2 separate regions of the Homo sapiens genome follow, and region 1 is linked to region 2. A link is a loop called in an ENCODE intact Hi-C map of the cell type or tissue named here. Cell type or tissue: gastrocnemius medialis. All regions are shown on one strand.

Region 1 (2,500 bases), 180 kb after region 2:
ATTGGAGCACAGCGAAAAACCTGAAGTCACTCCCACTCTGGGATGGTACAATTCACAAAGCAGCATTGTTCCCTGGAATCTTGCTAACTGGATGTCAACCCAGATGTATTTTTCAATATATTTAACAATATCTGTAAGTCACAAGTAAGGGGTATTCTTTTCCACCATCCTCAGGATTACAAATAGAAATTCTTCCTTCACCCCATGTCAATGGTTGAGATTAATTTATCGCCCATTCACACCCTTCCCCCAAACCAGCCTTGCCCCTGTCCCGCCCATTTCTGGGGAAGAGAGGGGAGCCACTCGTCAAGTCAACATGCGCACCATCCTCCTCGGTCCCATCTCCTCCCGGCCCTCCTGACACATGTCCTTGTTGTTGCTTGTCTTGCTTGTCACATCTAAGTGTTCCTCTTTCCCCGGCATAGCTGTGTTCATCCATTTCCCCACTTAAATCTCTTCAGCCAGGCAATGGGAGGTTTCCCCTTTTCCAAGAGAATCACCTCCAAGCTCCTCAGCGTGGCACTTGGGCTTCCCATGCTCACCCAAATATCCCTTTCTGTCTTTCGTGCCTGCTGCTTCCTCCCTGACCGTCCGGCCATGTGGGCCTGCCTGGGGTGGCTATGGGTTCTCCCGGTCTCCATGACTCTGCTTGTGCCACTGCCCATAGTCACCTCTGGCTCCAGCCTCTCCTAGCTGCCCACGTTTTCCCCCAAAAGCACTTGATTCACACACTGCCTCCTTCTGTCTGCCAGACCGTTCCCTCTTCCTAGGAGACCTTCCTGCTCCTTTTGTGTCTGGAAGAATCCAGCTTATCCTCCAAGGCTTGGAAGAGACACCACAGGCTCCTCACCCTGCTCTGTGCACCACCCCCGCTTTGTGTCCTATGGTAGCTCCAGGTCATTCATGGCTCTACTGCAGCCTCTTCACAGTGCCGACCTGCACCTCCCTGCCTCATCTTTCCCATCTCTACTACTGCCTGTCTCAGTGAAGGGCACTCGTCCATCCAGGGCCTCTGCTGCAAACCTGTCCCATTTGGCAAGAGGCTGGCCTCTCTGCAAAAAAGGCGCCCAGTCCTGCTTCAGGGAATCCATTCCCTTTAGAGCTCCGTCGGTCCCTCCTTCCTTCCCTTTCTTTGTCATTTTGCTCAGGACCTGGATCTCGGCAAGAGGAGAAGTACTTCTAGAAGAAAGCAGAACACTAGAAGGTAAGCGCCATGGCTGGGAATATGCCAGTGCCTTTGGCCAAACTGCTCAGAACCACTCCCAGGCCATGCTAGCCAGCCTGGGTTCCCCCTTCTGGAAAGATGAGGAAAATGCAGCTTTCCCCCAAAGCCACTGGGCACAGCTCCTTCCCATGGCCTCATCCCTTCCTAAGATCTGGGCCTGGGAGGGTATCCCTGGGCTACCCTCAGAATGTGATTTGGAAAGAAATGACAGCCTTCATATATATATATATATATTTATATTTATATTTATTTATATTTATATATTTATATTTATATATATTTATATATATATTTATATATATTTATATATTTATATATATATTTATATTTATATATTTTGAGACGGAGTCTCTCTCTGTCACCCAGGCTGTAGTGAAATGATGCTATCTTGGCTCACTGCAACCTCCACCGCCTGGGTTTAAGTGATTCTCCTGCCTGAGCCTCCTGAGTAGCTAGGATTACAGGTGTGCACCACCACGCCTGGCTAATTGTTTATATTTTAGTAGAGATGGGGTTTCACCATGTTGCCCTGGCTGGTCTTGAATTCCTGAGCTTAGGCAATCCACCCACCTTGGCCTCCCAAAGTGCTGGGATTGCAGGAGGGAGTCACTGCATCCAGCTCCATATATATATTTTTAAAGGGTTAATTTTTCTCCTCCTCGTGTAATGACCCCATGTGGTCTTTTTATCTCCTCCCCACTGGCTACTCCCCATTGATCCCCTCAGGACAAGAGTACTATAGATTATGGGTTGGTTGGTTTTAATACAGAATCATCTTGGCATATGTCCATGATAACCCAGGTAACAAACAAAACTATTCCCATCTGGACACACTCAAGTACCACAGGTTCATAACCAGTCTCATGGACAGCTGTGGGGTGTGGGTCTGAGTCTCACGGACAGCTGTGGGGTGTGGGATTGAGTCTCAGTCGCAGTCCCATCTCTTTACTAGTTGTGTTAACTTGTGAAGGATATTAGTTTATTTATTTCTCAGTGGCTGAAAGATGGTATTAGGACCTGTCTCAGAGGCAGGGCCAACTTCACAGAAACCCTGTGCATGGAGGGGTAAGACACACTTGATTTGATGCTCTGCCATTGCTGTCTTGAATTTTTATTTTTATTTTTTTTTTGAGACAGAGTCTCTCTCTGTCACCGAGGCTGGAGTTCAGTGGCACGATCTTGGGTCACTGCAACCTCTGCCTCCCGGGTTCAAGTGATTCATGCCTTAGCTTCCCGAGTAGCTGGGACTACAGGCATGCGCCACCACACCTGGCT
Region 2 (2,500 bases):
GTAAAGTGGGACCCAGGGGTTTTGCTGACCAACAAAACCATTGGCAAAGTCAGCTGTGACACCCAGGACACAGGTGTTCAGCATCATAGAACTGGCACGAGTGGAGCTAGGCGGGGCCCCAAATTACCCAATCCTGGGGCTTTAACCTGGAGCCTGGGTATCCTTAGATTATCCGTCAGTGAGATTCAAGGAGTCCGTGCACTCCCTGGAATGTTATGCACAGTGCTGTAGTTTTGTGCATTTGGGGGGTGTAAGGGCATAGCTTGTATCCACTGCTGGAGAGCTCTGCAGTCCAGAAAGCTTTTGAGCCCTTGTCTAGCAGAGCCTTCCTGAAGGCAGAGTGACAGCAGCTGGGGAAGCCCAGGGCCCCAGGCTTCGATCTGGCTCCTGCTACCAGGCAGCTTCCAGTCTCATTTTGATCACCTCCCTCAGCTCCTTCCTTGAGAACTTGAAGGATGAAAATCTCAAAGTAGGGCCGACAGGGTTAGCTAGTTTGGCTGCCTTCAGGGAGATGGGCTGATGCCGTGACTCTCCACTGCCTGTGAGCCCCTTTTAGGACACCTTGAGGGTCTCCACGGTCCCCCTGCTCTAGCCACTCCCCAGCTTGCACCTCAGGAGATTCAGTGCAGTCACTCCCCTCTCTGCCACCACGTGTCCTCCCAGCCACAGACAGCCTGGCAGCCACTGCAGACCAATTGCATAGTGGATTGTGGGGTGGGAGAGGCCAGGCCCCACAGAAGCAAGCACAGCCCTCCCCATCCTGGCGCCACACGGCTCTACTTCCCCTTCCAGATTGGGGCTGTTTCAGTGCCAGGCTTGGGAACGCTGCCTGACAGAGCAGTGGCTTGAGCCAGCTCCTTCCAGGTCACCCCTGTGGCTTTATCGCATATAAAGCCTCTGCCGGAAGTTTGTCAGTTCATTTTCATATTCTAGAATTTATTCTTTGAATTTTTTATGCAAACACCTAAGACTATGAAGCAGAAGCAGTGAAGGTACTCAGCCTCCCCTCCCACCCCAGGATTTCTCTGAGGCCTCAAGAGTGACTACCTTATGGTAGAATACTCGCCCACCTGCCAGGACATGCCATCTGCTTGTTGGTATTTGCAGACTCTGGCAGCCCAAGCCGGGCCCCTGGAGCTGTACCCTCCCTACAGCAGCACCAAGACAGGACATTGGGAAACGCCTGCCCTCTCGTGGCAATTCTGGGGATAACACCACCCTGAGAACCAGCCCTGGGGCCTTGATGGGCCGACGCTGAAGACAGAAGGAAAGCACCTTCTCTAATTAAACAGTCAACGCTGATTTCCCCTTTGGCCCACTAAGCCCCTTGAGTCATTACTGAACCACTCAGGAATCTTTTGAAACTGGTCACATTCTATTTCACTGCTAAAACACAGTCTTCTAGGAATGTCCGAGTCATCTGAATTTCAGATGAAATTTTATTGGCAGCTTGGGATTTTCAAACACTGGTCAACCAAAAGCCTGCGGCTTCAGCCCAGCCTCCCAGCCCCCAACCCACCCTCCAGGGCCCTGTTCTGGAGCCCTGGGGTCTGTGGTCTTGCAGTCTAGTGCAGCCCTGCCCTGTGTTTCTGCTCTTCAGGAAGGAGCCCAGAACCTACCTGAACACTCTTGCCCCACCCCACACACATAGCCTGCCTGCACTATTTCCTTGATGCTCCAGGGCTGCTTGACCCTGGCTTGCCTTCTTTGTCTCATCTCTCCTACTCCCAAACTCCCTTTGCCATACCCCCTTTACCTTTCTGAGATACCTGTTACCTCTTAGTAGGCCGCCAGAAGCATTTGTTCTCACCCAAAGCACCTGGGATCTCATTGAAATGCAGACTCAAATTCAGCAAGCACGGGGAAGGGCTGAGACGCCGCATTCCTAACAAGCGCCAGGTGATGCTGCTGCTGCTGCTCTGTAGATTCCACTGAGTATCGAGGACCTGGAACAGCGGTTTTCCATCCACCTTGATTGCACACTGGAGTCATCTGAGGAGGCCTGGGTCCTCCCGCAGAGGTTGTTGTTCAGGAGGTCTGGTGTGCAGCCTGGGCATTGGAGTTCTTAAGAGCTCTGTTGGGTGCTCTAGTGTGCAGCTGGGCTGAGATCCACTGACCTGGAGGCAGATCCCACCCCCAGTCTCCATGGCTCCCTGCTCCAAGGCAGCCAGGCCTCACCAGCCACTGTATCCCCTGGGTACCATCTTTTCCTTGACAGTGGTCTTCTGTCCTTCCACTTCCGTCGAGTCACCCCCATGTGCCTTGCCCTGGGGTTACCAAGAGGAGGGGGTGCACAGAGCAAGATGCAAGTGGTACCCCCAACAAGGAGACCTGCACGAACTCACTCCCAGACTGGCACAGTGGAGGGGTGGGTCGCTGAGGGCAGAGTGTGGGCAGGGGACAACTGAGCTGGCGTGAGAATGAAAGGACAGGCCCAGAGCAGCGTGGCACAGGCCTGATTGTGCAGCTGCCTCGGGTTTCTTGGGTGCTGTGTGTTGGC

Evidence for each region. Peaks named below come from ENCODE experiments on the same cell type or tissue, not always from the same donor. Only the 100,000 strongest peaks of a DNase experiment are listed, where the experiment ranks them.
Region 1: a loop joins it to region 2, with 3 times the contacts of the local background. A loop is called at or near these places in 3 of 110 quality-filtered maps.

Annotation. Positions count from the first base shown.
Region 1 is chr15:76,329,200-76,331,699 of GRCh38, forward strand. No RefSeq gene overlaps it. Among named protein-coding and RNA genes, the nearest start is that of ISL2, 6.3 kb to the right of the region's middle. In gastrocnemius medialis, a CTCF peak has its summit at 1,304 (motif pointing left); a DNase peak (open chromatin) is centred at 1,234; H3K27me3 peaks cover 476 bases.
Region 2 is chr15:76,149,941-76,152,440 of GRCh38, forward strand. The region is part of intron 3 of TMEM266 (transmembrane protein 266); the gene reads left to right. Among named protein-coding and RNA genes, the nearest start is that of TMEM266, 91 kb to the left of the region's middle. RefSeq lists a silencer at 141-404 and enhancers at 678-1,256, 880-969, 1,340-1,429, 1,725-2,355. In gastrocnemius medialis, CTCF peaks have their summits at 1,204 (motif pointing left) and 1,414; a DNase peak (open chromatin) is centred at 1,181; H3K27ac peaks cover 1,284 bases.